Linked DNA regions of Homo sapiens: region 1 is linked to region 2. The links are chromatin loops, found by intact Hi-C in ENCODE. Cell type or tissue: PC-3. All regions are shown on one strand. Links, peaks and the distances in the headings refer to the core of each region. The heading gives the core; the rest is flanking DNA. Region 1 overlaps RXFP1 (relaxin family peptide receptor 1). Region 2 overlaps RXFP1 (relaxin family peptide receptor 1).

What was found. Peaks named below come from ENCODE experiments on the same cell type or tissue, not always from the same donor. Only the 100,000 strongest peaks of a DNase experiment are listed, where the experiment ranks them.
Region 1: a loop joins it to region 2, with 2.8 times the contacts of the local background. A loop is called at or near these places in 1 of 110 quality-filtered maps.

What each region holds. Positions count from the first base shown.
Region 1 is chr4:158,570,126-158,575,510 of GRCh38, reverse strand. It overlaps RXFP1 (relaxin family peptide receptor 1), which reads right to left. Exons shown (of 18, transcript NM_021634.4): 2 at 2,676-2,813. Among named protein-coding and RNA genes, the nearest start is that of RXFP1-AS1, 8.1 kb to the right of the region's middle. In PC-3, for the core only: no CTCF peak of the experiment used is centred there; no DNase peak of the experiment used is centred there.
Region 2 is chr4:158,522,144-158,527,528 of GRCh38, reverse strand. All of the region lies in intron 1 of RXFP1 (relaxin family peptide receptor 1), which reads right to left. The region is part of intron 3 of RXFP1-AS1 (RXFP1 antisense RNA 1); the gene reads left to right. Among named protein-coding and RNA genes, the nearest start is that of RXFP1, 3.0 kb to the right of the region's middle. In PC-3, for the core only: no CTCF peak of the experiment used is centred there; a DNase peak (open chromatin) is centred at 3,198; H3K27ac peaks cover 1,842 bases.

The DNA.
Region 1 (5,385 bases), core at 193-5,192, 48 kb before region 2:
CCTATCACACTGGGGGATAGGGCTTCAACATATAAACTTTATGGGGGACACAAGCATTCAGTCCAAAGCACCTGTACTCTGCTAAGCATCTCGGATACATTATCTCATGGAATCCTGTTAACAACCCATGAACATGGATACTCTTATTATTCCTGTTTTATAGAAAAGAAAACAAGCCATTTTTTGCCTCCCTTTATAGCTAGAGTTTAACTCTGATTTCTAAACTTCTCTCTGAAACCCCAATGCCCTATTGCCTCTGTCTAAATGTGCTTTTTGGTGAATCCTGAGAAACTTGCATGATTTTAAGGATTATTACTGTAAGGATTGCTACTTTTGCTACTTGGCCTCTTTAAACTTAGCACTAAAGCTAGAGTTCCCAAGCTTTTTTTCCACTGAGAAGCTACATTTGCTGGTAAATTTGCTACTCCCACCACGTTCCTTTCCTGCTTCCAGCTGCCATTTTAATTGGAGTGAAGTTTTCCTGTTGCTCTGTCTAGAACTCTCTATTTGAACTGCCAGCAGGTCGACGGGGAACTGACTAGCAGTGGGCAAAACACTGTTTCATCTAATTAAAAAATTATGTAATATTAATTTATTTTAACAAGACGTTGTTTTTTTTAAATAAATGAAAACGTATTTATAGCCATCCAAATCAAATACAATTGCAGCTTAAGCTCACTAGTTTAGATAGTGTGGTTATACTTGAGTTACTGCCATCACATAGAAATAGTGTTTCAAACTAAGAAGTGGCAAAAATAAAATCAGATCAAGTTATAAAAATTTAAAAGTTTATTATCATACAGTAAGAGAAAGTACAGCTCGATATCAGGGAGATTTCAGCCCAGGCAGTAAGAAAGCTCAGAGGCATGTATTATAGGATTGCTCATAAAGTGAAAATGAGGAATTTCTTCAACCTTTTCCATGACTGGTTATTACAACGGGGTTTCCAGGTGATAGCGGACTGGTTAAAAGTGATTTACCTTATACCACTTTAGAAAGACAATTTAAGTTTTGTTTGTGATTATCAGAGGCATTTACAAGAAACAACCTAAGTTTCAGTTACATTCAAGAAATTAGCTCAGTTAAGGTCTGCTTGTGTGACCTAGCTGATTTTTTTCAAGTAGGAGGATTTTCAAGCCAGGTGTTCATCTTATTTTATGTTAACGGAAACTTAATTCCTTCAAGGTGGTTTCTTAAAAAGCCTGAAATACTTGGGGGAGTGATCACAGCAAGGCCTCATTAGCATATATTATTTATGTGACACTTTGCATAATAGCATTGTTATGCATCTTTTAGTCCTCCCAAAATAGTACCTTATTTCTTGACAGGTGAGAAATCTTACTACTTTACATTATTAACCGAAGTTTATTTTCCCAGTGACTCAGATCCAAACAATTCAGGTTCTAACTTTGTATTTTCAAGGCTTCAGAAGTTTGAACAAAATTCTAACTGAAAGCTATTTTCCCATATTCAAATTGGCCAGAAGCCCTACTTACTGGCTTTATAAATCCAGAGGTATGGTTGTTGGTTAAGTAGGAAGTAAGTTGTATTTACATATTGTTTGTTTTGTCTCTTTTAGAAGAACTCACTTTTCGTCCCAAAAGATAAGAAAGGGCAACAGCATCCAACACCTGGACAGCACCTCCTAGATGTCCAGTACTCTTCTAATTCTGTACCCTTAATCTTCCTGAATTCTTAGAGTATAGGCACAATTACCATGCCCTTTTATGAAATGAGGAAACTGAGGTACAGAGAGGCTAGGAAATGTTCTCAAGCTTACATAATTGCTTATCGTCATACCCAGGTTCAAACTTGGGCAGTCTGGCTCCAGAGCCCGTATTCTCAATTTCAACCGTATTCTGCCTCTAACACCTTACTTGGGCAGGTTTGTTGGGTTAAAACAAGGGTGTCCAGTCTTTGGGCTTCCCTGGACCACATTGGAAGAAGAGTTGTCTTGGGCCACACATAAAATACACTTACATTAATGATAGCTGATGAGCTTAAAAAAAAAATCACAAAAAAAATCTAATGCTTTCAAAATCCTTATGAATTTGTGTTGGGCTGCGTTCAAAGCCATCCCGGGCCGCATGCAGCCTGCAGGCTGCGGGTTGGACAATCTTGGTTAAAACTTACTCTGTGAGCAACCACCACTCGCCTGGAATATTGGCTGTGATACCATTACATGGAAACGAGTGGATATTAAGGGTGGGCACGGTGGCTCATGCCTGTAATCCCGGCACTATGGGAGGAAGAGGTGGGTGGATCACGAGGTTAGGAGATTGAGACCATCCTGGCTAACACGGTGAAACCCTGTCTTTACTAAAAATACAAAAAATTAGCCGGGCGTGATGGTGGGCACCTGTAGTCCCAGCTACTCGGGAGGCTGAGGCAGGAGAATCACTTGAACCCAGGAGGCAGAGGTTGCAGTGAGCCGAGATCACGCCACTGCACTCCAGACTGGCAACAGAGCGAGACTCCGTCTCAAAAAAAAACAAAAACAAGAAAAGAAAAGAGTGGATATTTTAAGCTACTGAAATAAGTGTAAGATTTCCTTAAGCAACATATGTTTTGTATTTCAATTTAGTTTTGTCTTTTTGTTGAGAGAAGTCTCAGCGACTTCACCTTCAGTCCTTTCTGCTCCTTTCTCTCACCGTGACTGCAGGGGCTTCACTCACCACAGTTGTCCTCATCGGCCTGATTCCCGCAGTCGTCCACACCGTTACAGTGCAGGAGCTGAGGCAAGCACTTTGTGATGTTCCCACAGGGGAAATAGCCAAGGGAGCACTTGACATCCTGTCCACCCCCATGAGAAACTGAGGAAAAGGGGAGAAGACACAAAGTTTGAAGGTGGTTAATACAAAGGCGTGGCAAAGAGCAGTTTCTCCCTGATATTTTATAATCATTTGTCTTTCTCATCATGGTTTCTACATACAACCCTGATGCCAGTTATTTTCTAGGAACCTTCACCTCTTAGGACGTTCTTTCCATGATTCCAGAAGATGCCAACATTTTCCTCTTTGCCTTTGTTCATGCTGTTTCCCACCCGGAGTGCCTCTCCATTCCTCTCTTCTATGAAACGTCTGCCCATACTTCACAGTTCAATCCAATTACCGTCTTCTACAAACAATTTTCAGCCAATAATTTTAAAAACAGGAATTTGTTGTATTCTTACTATGGGCTCAGAATCAAGGCTGGTCTGGTATTGAAACGACTTCATTGTCTGTGGAAAACCTGTGGTTCATTGTCTCACCCTGAGATGATTAAGTACACGGGCACACACGTGGAGTAGGTTAAGGAGAGGAAAGTTTAATAGACAAAAAAGAAGAGAGAAAAAGTTTCCTCATGATGAGAAAGCCGGTGGCCCAAGAGAGGGTTTCCGGGTTTTGGGGCAGAACACGATTGATTTTGTACAGAGGCTTGAGGAGGCGGTGATTGATTTACATAGAGCCCAGGGGATTGGTTTCACCAGGTGTGTCATTTACATAGCCTGCAAAAAGACCTAAAAGACTGGCCCTCCCACCCTAATCTTTTATTATGCAAATGTGGCTTCTACCTGGCTGTCACCCTGACACCTGCACACATGGCTTTACCTGGCCAGTGCTGTGATACCCACACACATGGTGATAAGGAAAAGGGAGCGGGAATCGCCACATTGAATGTATCTGGCTTCCAGGTACAGCTGCTGACATTTACATACGAAAGCTTCCAGCTTGCATATCTGTGCTTGCAGCTTGACTTTTCAGGCTGCTTCTGTTAGAAAAGAAATGGTTTGGGGCTGCTTTTTATTAAAGGAAAATTCCACCGAGGACTGTTTTACCATTTCTTATTTTTTTTTCTTTTTTCTTTTTGAGACAGAGTTTCACTCTTGTCGCCCAGGCTGGAGTGCCACGGCACAATCTTGGCTCACTGCAACCTCCGCCTCCCAGGTTCAAGTGATTCTTCTGCCTCAGCCTCCTGAGTAGCTGAGATTACAGGCATGCACCACCACGCCTAATTTTATATTTTCAGTAGAGACGAGGTTTTACCATGTTGGTCAGGCTGGTCTTGAACTCCTGACCTCAGGTGATCCGCCCATCTCGGCCTCCCAAAGTGCTGGGATTACAAGTGTGAGCCACCGCGCCCAGCCTCTTTTACCCTAACTGCCTAAAATAATTTCTTAATAACTCCTGTATTAGTATTGGAGAAACAAGAAGACATAGAGGATAACAGGAAAGCAGGTGCCATGTGATCATTTCTATATTGGATAGTTGCTAAGTGTAAGGCCCTGTGCAAGATTTTATGCATGCATCATTGAATGAAACAGAGTTCCTGCCCTAGGGGAGGTTACCATCTCCCAGGGAGGATACATTGAACAAGTTAATAAATATTTACAATTTATGGAGAGGTCCAAAAAGAAAGAAAACAGGTGATGTAATGGAAAATAACTGTGTGCTGGTGCTTTGTACAAGGGGTAGTTAGAGGGAGGCCGCTGTAAAATGGTGTCATTTAAGCTGAGATCTGGAGGAAGAAAAGGAAATCACCCATGAGAGTAGGGGAGGTAGGAGTGGGGAAGTGGTGGTGGTAGTTAAAGTGGTGAGGAAGAGGCTTCAGGCTGAGGATTACGGAACTCTGGGAGGGTTGTGGTGATGGAGCCCAGTGAGCAGGGACAAGTGACATGAGCTGAGGTTGATGAGGTAGAGAAGTATCCTTGGGCAAAGGGAAGAAGTTTGGGTTTTATTTAAAATGCAAAGGGGAATCAATGAAGAATTTGAAGCCAAGGGGCCAATTAGGAAACAGGTATGTTTTGGTCATATAATTCTGGCTACTGGGATGGAGTGCCATTGGGTAGGAGACTTGAGGGGAGGGTAGGAGGGAAAGCTGGGCTGCTGATTAGGAAACTTTGCAGTGCTCCAGGTAATAGACAAATGAGGCTTAGTCTAGAATGGCGCCAGTGGAGAGGAGAGAAGTGAACATATTTGACATGTAATTTAGGGGTAGAATGGAAATGGACAGAATGTTCTGAATTGGCTTGACCAGCTGGAAGCATGGCAGTGCCACCACTGAGACTCTCTGGGGGAAAGGTAGGGTGCAAGAATAAAGATAGCTCATTTGCCTTCATTTCCATCCTTACCCAAGAGCTTCACCATGTGAGTTTTCTAACTCAGCTCAATACTTTCTCACTCACTTCAACACTTTCAAACTCCATCTTCAATCCAGAAGTCCCATTCTGGTTTTTTATACCTTCCCCGATTCCTGGAACTCCTTCTCCATCACTACCATTCCCCCTCGTCACTATCACTTCCTCCTGAAATTTGGGCTCCAGCCTTGTTGGAATTCCTGACTCAGACTTTATTGGCTTGCATCTAGGTGAGATTCTAATCCTATTAGATAAATATTCTTTTACTT
Region 2 (5,385 bases), core at 233-5,232:
TCTTGTCACCTAGTCTGGAGTGCAGTGGCATGATCTTGGCTGATTGCAACCTTTGCCTCCTGGGTTCAAGCGATTCTCCAGCCTCAGCCACCTGAGTAGCTGGGATTACAGACGCCCACCACCACGCCCGGCTAACTTCTGTATTTTTAGTAGAGACGGGGTTTCGCCATGTTGGCCAGGCTGGTCTTGAACTCCTGACCTCAAATGATCCTCCTGCCTCGGCCTCCCAAAGTGCTGGGATTACAGGCGTGAGCCACCATGCCTGGCCAACTATATGTTTTAATCAATGGAATAACTCATATAATTATATGGCCTCTTAGTTCAAGTGGATACTCAATCCTCTAACAAAAAAATTATTTAAAATCTCAACAGCTTTTTGTTTTTTTAAGTGTGAATCTTACTATTAAAGAATGTATCAGATTATCTGCTGTTTCATTTGTAGCTAATCATGTGGGTAACATTTTGGTTCAACTGAGCACCCTGTCTAAATGTAGACCTAGGACTGCATTTGGAAACAGGAGCTAAGGAGACAGAGCTGTGTCCATCTGCATAGGAACTCAATGAGAACTTGAGTTCCTGGAGCAACATGGGAGGAGGAGTTGAGGAAGAATGATGGGGAGAGAGAGGTGGAGAGAGTTGCTGGCACAATGGCCAGAGGCAAGGGCTCCAGGTGGCCTAGACCAGCTGGTGAAAAGTCCCAAGAGTACCGTTCCCAAAGATTAACTCTCAGAAATTTTTTGAAAACATTGATTTCCAAAAGGCATATTCATTATCATAAAATATTGAAGAAATAAGGAGACCCAGTTAATTTAGGTAGTATTGAAATAATTATAAAATGAATCTATTTAACAACAAATCTAATAATATCCAGGTTGCTATAAAATACAGTTATTTAGTAGGAAAATACCAAGTTCTAACATGAACAACATGATATCTCACTTTACACTGTCCTTTTTCCATTTGACATTTATTTTTGTTGTGATAGAGAACAAAACCTAAATTTGAAATATTCACAACTTGCCCCTGCTTATCTCCAAAGAAGGAAAGAGCTTTTGGTTTAGTGTTGGGTCCTTGTTGCTCTGATCACAGAAATAGATGAAGCTGTAGAATTTAAAAAGATGAAAGAGTATGGGATCACTACACATAGGCAGGAAATAGAGCTGTTGGGGTTGTGGGGCTAATAAAATATCCAGGAGGAGGGAGAGGTAAACTAATGTAGGAATTAAGTCAATATTTATTGGCACTTGCTGTATGTATAGCTAAGTTTCATGTGCTGCAAACAAAAGTGCTTTCTATATATTCAAATTATTTACATATACTAATTCATCAGTTGTTGGTGTACACTGAGGAATGTATACAAAGCAGATAGCACCAGCTCATTAGAGGAGATATATAAACGCCTAGCATGGATTTGTTAAACTTGCCTTGGATGGGGAGGCCCTCACCGTAGGTGGTGGAAGCCCTGGATTTACCAGCTCTGAGACCTTGGGCTGGCTAATATTTCTTTATGGATTAATATCTAAAATAGAGAAAGATCTAACTTGCTTGAAGGCCAGTGAGCTAGGTCAGGGGTCTGTTAAGGTCACTTTAAATTCTATATTATAATTTAAGAAAGTGTTAGAATTGAATCATGTTTAATAGCATAGGCTTTTTAAGGAGATAGACTTGGATTCAAATCTCCTTTGTAACATTACTAAGAAGTGGTGCCAGGAATGCTACCAAATATTTCTCATTCTCTGTTTCCTATTTTGTAAAGCAAGAATATCTCATAGGGTTATTATAGGAATAAAATAAGATCATGTTTGTAAAGCACTTACATTGTTCCTCATCCATGGAGACCTCTCAATAAATGGGAAATAGAAAAACAACTACACCCATAAATATAAGGATTGAAATCAAATGGTCTAAATGCTTACAGTTTTTCAGACAGAAAGTTAAACCTAACTAGAATACTCAACTCCAGGCATTTTAGTTTAACAAGTTTGTACTAATGTGTGAAATTGTACTTGAAAGACTATTTAGTTCATAAACATAATAATTTCCCTTTATGTAGATCAGGGTGCATTTGCACAGATTCATTAATTTTCCTTCCATTTGAAACTTAAAAATATGATTCAAAATATGTAGTAAAAACAACACAAAATTGTCAGCAGCCTCCACAATATAAGGTGGTGAGAAGTTATTTAATTGGTACCACGCATGTTACCCTAAAAGTCCTGACTTGACCACGATGCAATCTAGGCATGTACCAAATTGCACTCATGCCCCATAAATTTATACAAATTAAAAAAAAAACCCAACCCCCCCCCGCCAAAGTATAAGGTGGGACACAGTATACCTCTGTGGTCTGCATATTGGTATGTTTATTCTCCCATCTTTTGGAATTGGATAAATATGCGAACATTCTCTTTTTCCACGTACTAACCAAGCTAATGGTCTGTTCTGGAATTGTCTCTTCCTTTTCTCTTCTTCATAGTTACAGAAAAAATCTGTTACAAGTTATGCCAGTGCTGGGATCCAAAGCAAAGGCCAGGTAGCCTGGTAAGTGTCTCTAGGAGTCTGAAAGAGAAGACCTTACTAAGCTGGGCCGGTCCTTGGCAAAATACTAAAGTGGATCAAGCTTATGTTTGAACTCCTTCTATTTCCTATATCTTCACTTGTTTCCTGCCTATCTAAAACATTAAAAGAATTGTTTTGCTTAGTGATATCATTTAAGAAATAATACAGCATTTTCTGATAAGAACTTATAATACAAGTTGTCCTGGGGATTGTTTTTTAACCACGGATTTTGAAATATATACTTACAAGAAGTTGAAAAAATAGTATAGAGAGGTCCCATACACCTTTCACCCAGCTTTCCTTAATCTTACATAAATTTAGTACATTACAAAACTAAAAAATTAACATTGGCACAATACAATTAATTAGACTATGGACAGAAGGATTTTTAAAGAATGAAAAATTCTCAAGGCTAAAAGGAAATCTTTTCTAAGTCTTAATGTCACCTCTGTTTGTGTGGACCTCAATTTTTGCACTTGTCTTATTGAATTGAATTCTAGATCAACGTGCCGTCTTCTCCATCCTATCCCTTTAGAGCAGGGACCATGCTTACTTTAACAAGGTAGGTGAATAAAGCATGGTCACTGCTCTGGCATGCATAGGTATTTTTGGTTGAAAGGATGACTAATAGTTGCTTACGTCTGTAACGGGCTTTATAGTTTTCAAAGCCCATTTATACACATTATGGCTACTGAGAATTATCATGGTCTAGGGGAGAGAGCACGGGCTCTGAAAGCATTCCAATCTTGGCATTTATTAGCTGGAGTCTTGTGACAAGGCACTGAATGTCCTACCTCGTGTGCTTAATTGTATCCACATAATAGAGTTGTTGTGAAGATTCAGGAAGTAATTTTTGTAATAAAGAATGGAACACAGGGTTTCTGAAAGGTAGACAGGGTAAAGGATTTGATTGCCATTTCACATGCTCAGAAGAGGTAAATCATTTGCTGAAAACCACAGAACCGGTACATGGTAGTGCAGCTAAGCGTCTTAGGTTAGGTGTCTTCCATGATATCACATCGCCTTTCCCGTTACAGGAAAGTGGATATAAAAACAAAACAAAACAAAGAAAACACACAAAGAAACAACAACCATGGGGCATTTACAGAGGTTTAAGAATTTGTCCTTATGTGTGGCTGTTGATTTCCATTGCTATGTGCCCAGGAAATTCTCACTTAGGTGGGGCCTGGGTGAGGGGCTAAACTCAAGGTGAGCCACGGCTGTGGGTGCTATTTCAGGGCGTCCCTGACAAGTGTTCCCCCACCCTAACATGCAGTTAATACCATGTAGCGAGGAATTGCCTTGCCAAACTTTGCTGCAAATGTTTATGCCCTCATTTCCTGGGGAAGGCGTGGAAGGATGAGAACTTGGAGCTCTCAACTTACACTACACTCCCAAATTTTCTTTTGAATCAAAAGAGAAGTTAAATTTAAAGAGACAGAGGGTTTTGGCATCATCATCACCACCATCATTATTATTTTCTGCTCATGAAAATAATTTATTAACAAAAGGGTACAGGTAAACATGGAATTTTTTTCCTAACCTGAAATGACTGGTAACACAGTGGCCAAAGTTGCTTCCCAACCTGCCCTAAACACCTTTTATATACCCTTAAATTCTTCATACTAGAAAGACTATTTTGGAAATATTCCTCTGGCTTATTTAATCTATTCATTTCATTGAAATGGAATAGGGATGGTAAAATATGGCATTAATTTTTGAAGCTGTTGGCCACAAATGTCAAAAGCTCTGGTAGTTTAAACATGCAATTATAATTAGAAACATTACATTTTTTATGGTGGTTTGCAATTTATTGTTTTCCCTTCAGTTAAAAAATAGGACTGTCAGTAATCAAGATTAGAGATGGAGAAGGCTAGGACTAGAATATTTCCCCAGGATTCTGAATAGTTTCTGTGGTTTTGATGCTGTCCTTTAACTTTAGATGCGATGGAGCAGAGGGAAGGAGGAAAGAAGGAGGAAAAGGAAGATATAATCACTTTGACATATTACAATTGGGAGAGTCAGGATTGAAAGTTACCCTGAGACATTCCTTAATAGAAGAGCTCAGAGTTAACAAAACTTATGCAAACTTTTAAGAGACACAGGACTATAAAAAGGCTTGTTAATTTCTAAATTAGTAAAAGCCCACATTCCCGGAATCATAAAGTATTAAAGATACCCAGAAAGTTTTGTTCTTGGTTTGGCTTTGACTTTTTCATCATTTATTACCTAAGAAACAAAAACACTTTATTTCTGTCTACATACTATAATTCAAATGGAGCTTAACACACAACAACTGTTTCCCTTGAATTTAAAAAAGATTTTCTGAAAAATAAACCATAGCACACACAGAGAAAACAAAATTTGTCATTATAGTAAAAATAACATGCCCATTTGGAGCTTCTTTTGTGCCTATGTTTTTCATTGCTTTGTGCTTTCCCTTGTTTTTCTTTCAAGGAACAGTGATAAACCTTGCTAAATAAAAAGAGTTTTATGAATGCATCTCCCTGCCCAGAAGCACACCTATGATAGCAAATGACAAAGAATAAGGGCGACAGAGCATTACAACTATACAGAAACTGGCACAAATGTGAGAACTTTCCTAGGAGTTTTCAATGAATATATTCCTTGAATACAGTTTAAGAATTACTACTCTTTAAATATTATAATGTTGCTTAAAATATCAATTATATGAATTGGTTATTATGAAGCCTAGGTTTACACGGCACATCAGTCTCGCTTCACTATTGACTATGATAAGATATTATGGTCTTTAATACAAATACCAGACATATACTAAGAAGAACAATTCTGAAGTGAGATTAC